2 separate regions of the Mus musculus genome follow, and region 1 is linked to region 2. A link is a loop called in an ENCODE intact Hi-C map of the cell type or tissue named here. Cell type or tissue: left cerebral cortex. All regions are shown on one strand. Links, peaks and the distances in the headings refer to the core of each region. The heading gives the core; the rest is flanking DNA.

Evidence for each region. Hi-C counts contacts between places; a loop is a spot of excess contacts. Peaks named below come from ENCODE experiments on the same cell type or tissue, not always from the same donor. Only the 100,000 strongest peaks of a DNase experiment are listed, where the experiment ranks them.
Region 1: it touches region 2 in a loop (2.4-fold over the local background); 5 of 42 quality-filtered maps call a loop at or near these places.

What each region holds. Positions count from the first base shown.
Region 1 is chr3:108,899,935-108,905,319 of GRCm38, reverse strand. Prpf38b (PRP38 pre-mRNA processing factor 38 (yeast) domain containing B) reads left to right here. Exons shown (of 6, transcript NM_025845.3): 5 at 1-209; 6 at 558-2,515. The coding sequence ends at 1,401. Among named protein-coding and RNA genes, the nearest start is that of Prpf38b, 9.1 kb to the left of the region's middle. In left cerebral cortex, for the core only: a CTCF peak has its summit at 3,084; no DNase peak of the experiment used is centred there.
Region 2 is chr3:108,671,899-108,677,283 of GRCm38, reverse strand. It overlaps Clcc1 (chloride channel CLIC-like 1), which reads right to left. Exons shown (of 12, transcript NM_145543.2): 8 at 4,367-4,464; 9 at 3,857-4,003; 10 at 2,321-2,647; 11 at 306-599. The coding sequence ends at 348. Among named protein-coding and RNA genes, the nearest start is that of Clcc1, 21 kb to the right of the region's middle. In left cerebral cortex, for the core only: a CTCF peak has its summit at 3,161 (motif pointing right); a DNase peak (open chromatin) is centred at 481.

The DNA.
Region 1 (5,385 bases), core at 328-5,327, 230 kb before region 2:
GCTGGTGGAGGCTGTGTAATGACCATTGGAGAGATGCTTCGTTCTTTTCTCACAAAACTGGAATGGTTTTCTACTTTGTTTCCAAGAATTCCAGTTCCAGTCCAGAAGAACATTGATCAGCAGATTAAAACTCGACCTAGGAAAATCAAGAAAGACGGAAAGGAAGGCATTGAGGAGATAGACAGACATGTTGAGAGACGGCGATCCAGGTAATGACAGTTATTAATTTTAATTTACCTATACAAAGTTCTTAGGAAAATGTGGTTTTCCTTTAATTTGTCATCCCCCCTAAACGTTATTGTACACATGCATGCCAGGCAAGCACTACCACAGGCCGTACCATCCAAAGGTTAATAATTATATTTGATGTGTGTAGTAAGCTGATGAAATGTTTGCAGTATATTTGGTTGGTTTATGTGCTAGGGAGTATTTGTGGTTGAATATCAGCCCCAGTGTTCTAAGGACATCCCACGTAAGTGTTCCACTGAGCTGCAGGTATCCCGGCCCTTCCAGTGTTTGCTTTATTATTACAGTTTCTTCCTTTCCCCTTTTCTTAGATCTCCAAGAAGATCACTGAGCCCACGGAGGTCTCCAAGAAGATCAAGAAGCAGAAGTCATCACCGGGAGGGCCATGGATCTTCTAGTTTTGACAGAGAATTAGAGAGAGAGAAAGAACGCCAACGACTAGAGCGGGAAGCCAAAGAGAGAGAGAAAGAAAGGCGAAGATCCCGAAGCATTGATCGGGGCTTAGATCGCAGGCGAAGCCGCAGTCGGGAGAGGCACAGAAGTCGCAGTCGCAGTCGTGATAGGAAAGGGGATAGAAGAGACAGGGATCGGGAAAGAGAGAAAGAAAATGAGAGGGGTCGAAGACGAGACCGAGATTATGACAAGGAGAGAGGCAGTGACCGAGAAAGGGACAGAGAGAGATCAAGAGAGCGCTCCAAGGAGCAGAGAAGTAGGGGTGATGGAGAAGAGAAGAAGCACAAAGAAGACAAGGAGGACAGACGACACAGAGATGACAAAAAAGAGTCCAAGAAAAAACACAGCAGAAGCAGGAGCAGAGAGAGGAAACACAGGAGCAGGAGCAGAAACGCAGGGAAGCGGAGCAGGAGCAGGAGCAAGGACAAGTCAAGCAGACATAAAAACGAAAGCAAGGAGAAGGCAAATAAAAGAAGCAGAAGTGGCAGTCAAGGAAGAACTGGCAGTGTTGAAAAGAGAAAACGAGAACACAGCCCTAGCAGAGAGAAGTCTAGAAAGCGCAGCAGGAGCCAAGACCGTTCCCACAAGAGAGAGCATAATGATAGCAAGGACCAGTCAGACAGACAGGATCATCAGAGCAGCCAGAGTGGAGAGCCAGAGAGCCAAGAAAAGGAACACAAAAGCAAAGATGAGACTGTGTGAAGATTGTGTAAACTTGGATCACATTGAATCCTATAAATGTTGATTAAATTCTGCTTTTTTCCCCCCAAGTTGAGATTGTGCAGTAGTTATGCACTCTGAGCTCCCCGTAGGCTGTGTTTTCTTTTGTGTAGGGAAGTGCCTTTGTAATCCCATTACGCATTGATGTTTTCACCCTGTTGAGTTGACACATGATGCACAGAATGTTCTTGCATTTTTGTTTGTTTTTAAAATGTACAGTCTGTACATACGTCCTGGAAAATGTTTTAATTCCTTTGGCATGGTTGCCATGTTGGTTAAATTTGTATAAGGCAATAAACTGCCACTAATTCTATTTTTGTTTTGTAGGTGTGAGATTATGGTTGTGTACTGAAGTTAGCATGGCTGTGCTTTTCATAATAGAATGCTAAAGACTTTGGGAATGGATCTTGGATGTTTGTTTAGGAGAATTATGTGTTTTTCAGTATACATGGAGGCAACAGTTGGAGGGTTAACATTCTTGTCCACTGTATATTACCTTGGAAGCTCTTGTTAATATGTTGTTATTCTCCACAGTTAATGTTCGAGAGAATTTTTAAGAGGTTTAAATTAGGCTTAGATTTGATCAGAAGTCCTTTTAGCATTCTACCTCAAAGGGACACTGTTAGTATGCCTAAAATTTATTACTTTCCTTTTTACAATGTGCTTCCCCCTCCCTCTTGAATTCTTTCTCAGACTTTAAAAGTACTATATTAAAGTGTGTAAGCCTGGCGTTGTAGCAGCCCTATACTAAGGAGTGATTGGGAGAGGGCGGGGCGCAGGAGCAGGCGAGGGCGGGGCGCAGGAGCAGAGGAGCAGTCAAGCCTAAGCTTCCAAAGCATTTTATAATGGAGAATACTTAAATTATGAAACAGCTTGATATAGTATCCTTTTTTAAGAATTTAAAACTTTTTTTATTGATAATGAAGATTGCTGTTTGAGTTTTTAAACTTAATCTAGGACAGAAATATTACCAGTAATGCAGTGCTGCGTTATTTAAGACTATCAGCAAATTATTTGATAGATTGTTCTTATGACTTGTATTCTGATTTCAGAAAACCATCATGAGTGTGGAATAAATACTGGATTAAATCCTTTATCCTGGGTGTTGGTTTCCCCCCCCCCCCATTTGTTAACATTTAAAGAAAATTGTGGGAACTGATAAAATGTCAGCAGTTTTCTGTAGAGGAGATCTTGAGCAAAAGTGACTATTTAAAAAGAACACATTGCTCAGCCTGTAAAGGTGCTTCCCACCCAGCCAGACCTGAGTTCACCCCTGGGCTGGGAGGAGAAGGCTGGCAACAATACTATCTCATGGTGTACACATGTACCCCTGGAAACAGTCTCTTAATCCTTGTAGGTTGGAAGGAGATACGCTATGCTGGTACTTACTAGACTCTTAATAGCAGTTTCCCTTTTAGGGGAAGGAGTGGTTTTGTTGTTTTGTTTTTGTTGCAGGGGCTCTTCTGTCCACATCAAAGCTGATAGTTGAAATTGTACTTGAACAGTATTAATACCATTTAAAGTTTGGTTTTGAAAGTTTTAAGACATGTATTCAGGACAAAATAAAAAGAGAGAGAGAGAGAGGACCAAAGTGGTTAGTTATTGGTATTAGCATTATGGTTTTGGGTTTGTGTTGACCAATCAGGCATTTCATTGAAGAGCCCACAGGGGGCGTTTGTACCACTTGTAAGAAAGATCTCTAAGTGAAATGCTCCGGTTAAAATGCTGTACTTTTAGAACTCTAGTCCTATTTCAAATTGACAACTAGTCTGTTACAACTAGTAGTACAGATGTAACTATTATTCAGCAAAGTAGTTAAGTGAGTGCTGCCAGGTCTTGACTTTTGGAGTCCACATAGTGAAGAGGGGCCTGCATGGTGTCCTCTGGGCACACCTACACTGTTGCTGTCACATACTCAGACAGAATTTTAAGGAAATTGGGAAGCCATTAAGTGTAATTAATAACTCAGTTTTATGTTCAGTTGATTTTTTCCCCCTTAAAGTATCTAACCCTGGCTACATGATAGGCAGATGTTCTCTGAGCCATGTTCTCAGCCTTTGAGCATACCATTACTACATTGGAAGTGTTCAGTAGCGTAAGCAGACTATAGAGTGGCTTCCTGTGGCGGACGAGATTCATTGGTCATTTCTTAGACACTAAGGAATGCTTTTTTTAGTAAAGTAGAGATCTGGGCGTAAGAGTGCAGGTCTTTAATCCTGGAAAGGTAGAGGCAGGCATAAATTCCTAAGGGAATTGATAGTGCTATTGATCTTCAAGTATCTATAGCCCTTCAATCCGTAAGATTTGTTTTTCGTATGGTATGTGCAGGTGCTTCTAACCTGAGGCCAGAGTCATTGGTTCCCCCAGGGCTGGACTTTTCACTCTTGTGGCTGGCCCTGTTCCCTTAGTATCTAAATCTTCCCTGAGCAAAACAATTTGCCCACTCTCAGCACTCCTTAGATGTCTGTAGTTCTTCATCATTTCTTCAATCATTGTTTTCCAAGCCACTGTTTCTCCCTCTGTCTAAACCTCTTCCCTGCCTTACTTCCTTTTAAAACTGGTGTTCTTCAATTATCCTTCTCACCCATTGACCTGGGAGTTCTGCCCTGAGGTTTTAACAAGTACTTATAAATTTCAGCAGCTATCTTGCTGTCCCTGGGTCTCTTTCGTTTGTCTTGCTTTGTTTTGATGTTTTGAAACAGGGATTCAGAGCTTGCATCTATTCCAGTCTTTCTCTTTGCTTCTCATCTGCCCTGTGGTGAATGGCTTTACTCCACGTGCCCTGTCTACCATAATGTTCTGTCGACAGGCTCAAAGGCAATGGGACAAAGAGACCATGGGCTCAATGCTCTGAAAGCACTAGCCAAAATAAAGCTTTCCTCTTTTTAAAGTTTATTATCTCAGACATTTTTTCATGGTAGCCACATGCCTCTTCCTCCCTGTTGCTGCCAGAACTAAATCTCTTGGGGAGGCAATGTCTGTCCAAAACACAGCATCTTCTCGTGTCTGCTTTCCAAGTGCTGAGATCCAGGTCTGAACCGCAACATCTGGCTGCCTTCGGCTTTTCCGTTTTGTTTGTTTGGCATAGGATCTTGCAGAACTCGACATGTAGGCCAGTTTAGCCCCTGAATTTAGAGGTGATTCTCTACCTCCTAAGTGCTAGGATTACACTTAGATACTGCCAAACCCCAAACAATTCTTGGGGTGCTAGCACTCTGCCACTGAGTTACACCCCACCCTGCTGCTCTAACTGTTAATGACTTCCATATCTATGGAACAATCTTTCCAATACTGAGACCACCCTATTTTTTTTGACCCCTTGATCTCCACTACCATCTTCCCCCCCACCTGATCTCAGTTGTTCTGCTGCTTCATCACAGAGCTGGCCATCAACAGCCAAAATTGTCTCATCACCCCCAGTTCCCTAGCCACCAACTTCATTTTGAATGTTTTCTACAAATATGTATTGCACGTTGGTCCTCTTCCCCCACTCCAACCCCACACGCCTGGGCCCTTCCTTGTTCTGCTCCTCCCATCTCCTGTGACTCTCCTTTGTTCCATTATACAGTTTCACTTCTTCTTTCACAACAAACATACGCCCAGGCTTCAAATTCTATGCAAAACATAGGAACCAAACATGAGGGGAAAATAAGATAACTGTCTCTCTGAGGCTGGCATAATTTACTTACTGTGGCTATGTCCAGTTGATTCATTGCCTGCAAAGCCTATAACTTAATTTTTCTTTATGGCTAAAAAGGAATATGATGGTCTATATGCTTTCTTCATCCAGTCCTCGGTTTCCACAACTTATTTTTTATGAAACAAGCATGATAAATGCTAGTGTGTGCCGTTTTCTCTGATGTGTTGACTCAGAGTCCTTTGGCTGACCACCAACATCTATATTTCCTACTTTTCCCTCTAATATCCCAGTTAACAATTGTTTGACTCCCTGGGTCTTCCAGCCTA
Region 2 (5,385 bases), core at 154-5,153:
GGTTTCAGAGGACTTCTGTCAGCCAACACACTTTGATCAGTTGGCTCCTGCTTTGCTAGCTGTCATGTAGCAGTGTAGCCAAAGAAACATTTAATGTTAGTTAAACGCCTGATAGTATCAGCTCACTTAATGGTGTCTATCTGCTAAAGCAGTAACTTAAAAATGTAAATTTTATAAAACCTTGTTCTAAAATATGAGCTATATCCTAACAGCTAAGAGGTACTCTGATGGTCTGTAAAATTACTAATTTAAAGTTGGCAGCTTTGTAGTAAATTTGTAAGGAAGGATGAAGAGTCAATACAGACTTCAAAGATGGCTGGAGCTGTGGTTGCTCTGTGCATTGTTCTTTAGCCACATGGGCTGCTGACAGGTTCAGTCCCGTGTGCTGCCACTGCAGCTTCCTTGCTGGGTGGGCAGCCTCCTGGTGGGCTGCACTCGGAGTCTGTCTTCAGCTGGGCCTTGTCCACTGTGGGTGAGCTTTTGCCAGCGCTGGGAACTTGGCCAGAGACATCCTTGGCAGACTGGCTGTATTCTGTCGGGGTGCTTTCTCCTGGGAGTTCACCAGTCTCAAGGTTTGTGTTCATAATGGGTGATTTATGCTTTAAAATATAGAATTATATTAACTATTTAGTAAAATGTAAAGTTTCATTGCCAATTCTTATCCAAATCTATTGTAGCTTACTCTAAGTATTTTAAATTCCTGGTTTTTCATCTGCATAATTAAAGCACTAAGTGTCACAAAACTACATGAAGGAATGGAGACACTTTGAGGTGTTAGACGGTCTGCTGACCCTGCTCAGGAAAGGTCAAGAAGATTGGCTACCAGTAATGTGTCTCTTCCGGCCTGGTGAGAATAATTATTTCACAAATGCTTGTTGACCCTGTTTTAAGTTCTAGGTGCTAGGAATATTGAAGGAGCAAAACACAAACCCTGCTCCACAGTTAGTTGTGGGGATGAATCAGGCAGGGTACATAGGAAAAAATAAGGTGGGTGGTAGGTAAATTATGTTCAGACTGCAGTTTAAGATGATGTGAGTAAAGGCTGAAGACTGTGTGTGTGTGTGTGTGTGTGTGTGTGTGTGTGTGTATAAACATACAGTGAAGCACAAAAACAGACATCCAGTCACAATGGCAGAACAAGCACACAAGACAACAGATCAGTATGGTGGTGGACGTGAGACATGGTGAAACAGGGAGTCCCTGGGCCACTGGTAGATGGCTTTTGGAAATGACACTAGAGAGGTTTGGAATGAGTGACAGGTGATCAACAGGAAGAAGAGTCTCAGGTTATCTAGATACATCAGCATCCATGGCTAGATCCCTCATTTCTCGAGTCTCATGGACTTACAGCTTTCTAGAGGTTTCTAGTTACAACTATGACATTACACATCATTCCTTTCTAAGGCAGAAATGGAAATGTCCCTTTAAAAAACAATAGTGGTGCTACAAAATGTAGTTCAGTGGCCTAACATCGTGAGACCCTAGATTCAATCCCCGGGACTGCTAGTATACAATTATCAATAATGAAGAACTTATCACCTTGCAGATAAAAAGCCCAGTCCAGCCAACTGTGCTATTACTTTCTTCTATACTATAGAATTTATGGGGCTTCTCTTCCATCCAGGCTGGGCCACCAGAGCTCTACAGCTAGTCTCCTCGCACTCTTAGGCCCTAAGTGAGGCCTCTGATCTTGTTCTTGTAAGTTTCCAAATACCATCTGTTATAAAGAATACAGTCAAATGGTATTTGACATACAAAGAAAATCTCCATTTTCTGAGGAAGCTGGACTGGTGACAGTGAGAAGAGATGATGACTAATCATGTCATTAATGACTTGACTGACAGAGGGTGTACTGGCTAGTTTTGTGTCAACTTGACACAGCTGGAGTTACCACGGAGAATGGAGCTTCAGTTGAGGAAATGCCTCCACGAGATCCATCTATAAGGCATTTTCTCAGTTAGTGATCAAGGGAGGAGGTTTGTGGGTGGGACCATCCCTGGGCTGGTAGTCTTGGTTCTATAAGAGAGCAGGCTGAGCAAGCCAGGGGAAGCAAGCCAGTAAGAAGCATCCCTCCATGGCCTCTGCATCAGCTCCTGCTTCCTGACCTGCTTGAGTTCCAGTCCCCACTTCCTTTAGTGATGAACAGCAATGTGGAAAGTGTAAGCTGAATAAACCCTTTCCTCCCCAACTTGCTTCTTGGTCATAATGTTTGTGCAGGAATAGAAACCCTGACTAAGACAGAGGGTACAGAATAAAAGCAATCAAAGCTCTGTAAAAAGCACTTGGGCCTAGAGTAAAAAATAGACAATTTCTGACTTACGCTGGGGACCACTTCTGGATGTTCTTGTGCCTCTGTGTCAGGTAAGTCAAATGCCCGGAGCACTTCAGGGCTCTTGTTGCCAGAGTGAAATCTCTGTCTCAAAGCATCTCTCTTACTCGCATGCATTTTGTCATAAGGGCCTTGCTCGATGGAGCCAGCTGGGCCCCTGTAAGAGAAATCTGCATCACCTGCTCCACCATGGAGTCTATAGTCAAGTCCCTTCTGTCGTCTTCTGTCATCTGGCTCAAGTGCTCGGGGAGGTTCTCTGTCAGGACCACCGAAGTGTCTCAGCATAGGAACTGACCTTCCAGCACCATAGCAGAAGCTCTGTGAAGAAAAGAAATAGGCTCCAAGGACTCAGTAACTGACAGATGATAAAGTAGGAACTATGTTATTCATAGTTAACAAAAATGTCTAACTGTATGTATGTATGTGTGTGTGTGTGTGTGTGTATACACACACATATACACACATGTTAATTTCACTCTAATTAAAAACCTCTTTATTAGAAGCCAAAGTAGCCAATAAAATGTACATAATAACTAATATTAAATACAATTTTCAATCAGCTTGACACACTTTGAATATGTAACAATCACTGAGACCTAAAAACTTAAATTACAGAGTTCTAGAAATTTAAATTTAAAAGCATGGTCATTGCTTGTGTTTCTGTTCATACTCATATGGGCAAATGATGAAAATGATTAACTGCATCTCATAATAAATCATTCACCAGGACAAAACTGAAAAGGAGACAGTTCAGTCAGTGTGCATAGCACTATAGTCACAAATCCTGGGGCACTCTCTTTTTTTAAAGATTTATTTTATATGAGTGCTCTGTCTTCACTCACACCAGAAGAGGGCATCAGATCCCATTACAGATGGTTGTGAGCCACCATGTGGTTGCTGGAGATTGAATTCAGGACCTCTGGAGGAGCCATCCCTCCAGTTAACAGCATGTATTCTGGAGAGGTCATGGCTACAAACAACAAGATGCTGAACTGGGGGGATAACACATGACAAGGTGCGTGCATGTAAGAGAGACGTTTTGAGACAGAGACACATTGACCTTAGATTTCACTCTGGCAACAAGGGCCCTGAAGTGCTCTGGGCATTTGATTTACCTGAGGCACAAACACAGAGCCATGGGGGAACTAAGAACAGTATTTGTAATATTTGCTCTTGGAGTCCCAACTGCTTTTCAGGGTGCATACACACTCTTGCACCCTCTCTGCTCTCCTGCTCAGACTAGAATAAAAGCCCCATTTCTTCACAGAGGAAGCAGTCAAACAATTTCCTGTGTATTCACATTAAATTTAAAAATAAATTATTCTAAACCATTGCTATGATGCATACAAACTCGAGAACTTCTGATTAGAGGAATATATGAAATCTCAACTCATTAAAAAATCACCTTATACGTGTAAGCACAGCATTATTACTCCAGTTTGGTCTACAGCAGAGAAATCGAATGCCTTGAGAGTTGCTTTCTTTTTTATAAGCCGTATTCACTGTGAGCAGTGCTAAGGTACTAACCAGGACAGCCAGCGCCAGGATCGCCAGCACCGGAATCTGAAGTAACACTGGAATCTCCTTCATGAGCGCTTTAATGAATTCACCTGCTCCTTTTCCAATGTGCTTTAATGGTTCCGTTACAAAGTTAGTGAATGTAATCGCCAGAGCCTAAAACCAAAGACCAGAGCAATTTAACTTCAAGACTGAGACATCCACATGCAAAACTTCACTGTGCACTGACGCTCAAATTACACAAATTAACATACATGTTTTTATGTCTGTCTGTCCTGAGAGTGAATCTCTCATAGAGCTCAAGCTCAAACTATAACCCAACCAGGCCTTGAACGATGTCCTCCCGCCTCCCTCCCATGTGCTAGTATTAGAGGCACACCTCCAGGCCCACCTAAATTTGAAAGCTAATGTTTAATGGAACTATTTTTTTTCTAGGACAAAGGTTTATTATTAGCCCTATCCATTATAAAGGCAAAGAATTTGTGATACACTGTAATTATTACAAAACATATTCTATACCTTTGTTGGTGGAACCAACCAAATAGGGTTGACTATTAGGAGCTCATAGTACTTTTGGCATGGGTCATCCTTATAGGTCCATGAACTTGTAAACCATTCTGTATGGAGAAACAGACAAACCATCAAGGGAAAAAGAACAGAGTTGTATTTCTTTCACAAGATCAGTTTGGTTTTGACTGTGCCCACCCACTAGTAAATTGTGAGTTGTTTTATATTTTAAATAGACTCTCTATAATGTTAATTATTTCATCTCAAAATCATATTTTCAAAATCCATTCAAACTCAACAAATTTTATGGACATGACAAAATGTCTGCTTTATAGATTTTCAAAGGGTAATTAGTTTTTTACACACAAAAATAAATATATAAAACTGAGAAGTGGGAATGAGACCAGTCATTAATATCCTGGCTAGATAGCAGTGTTGTAGCTGTGTAAAATGTAACAGGGAAGAGACCTATAAATCTCCAATCGTTTCAGCAAAATTCTCTTTAAAAAGTGAGCTCTAGGGGCTGGAGAGATGGCTCAGAGGTTAAGAGCACTGACTGCTCTTTCAGAGGTCCTGAGTTCAAATCCCAGCAACCACATGGTGGCTCACAACCATCCATAATGAGATCTGATACCCTCTTCTGGGGTGTCTGAAGACAGCTACAGTGTACTTACTTAAAATAAATAAATAAATTTTTAAAAAAAGTGAGCTCTGACACATTTTCTTCATTAATTTATTTATTCACTTTATATCCCAATCACAGCCCAACTCCCTCTTCTCCTTCCCTAACATAATTTTTAAGTAGAATATTCTCTTAATTTTTCTAGAGCAGCTTTATGCATGTTTGGAATCTGGCCTGCACTAGAGGAAGCATCCTGTCTCCTGAAGCCAAGAACCCACGCTGAACTGGGTTAATCTCACAACTTAAAGAAGGGGAAGGAGGTCTGGAGATGGCTCAGGGGTTAAGAGTGTTGATGCTCTTGCAAAATAACCAGATTCAGTTCCCAGCACCCACATGGGCACTCACAGCC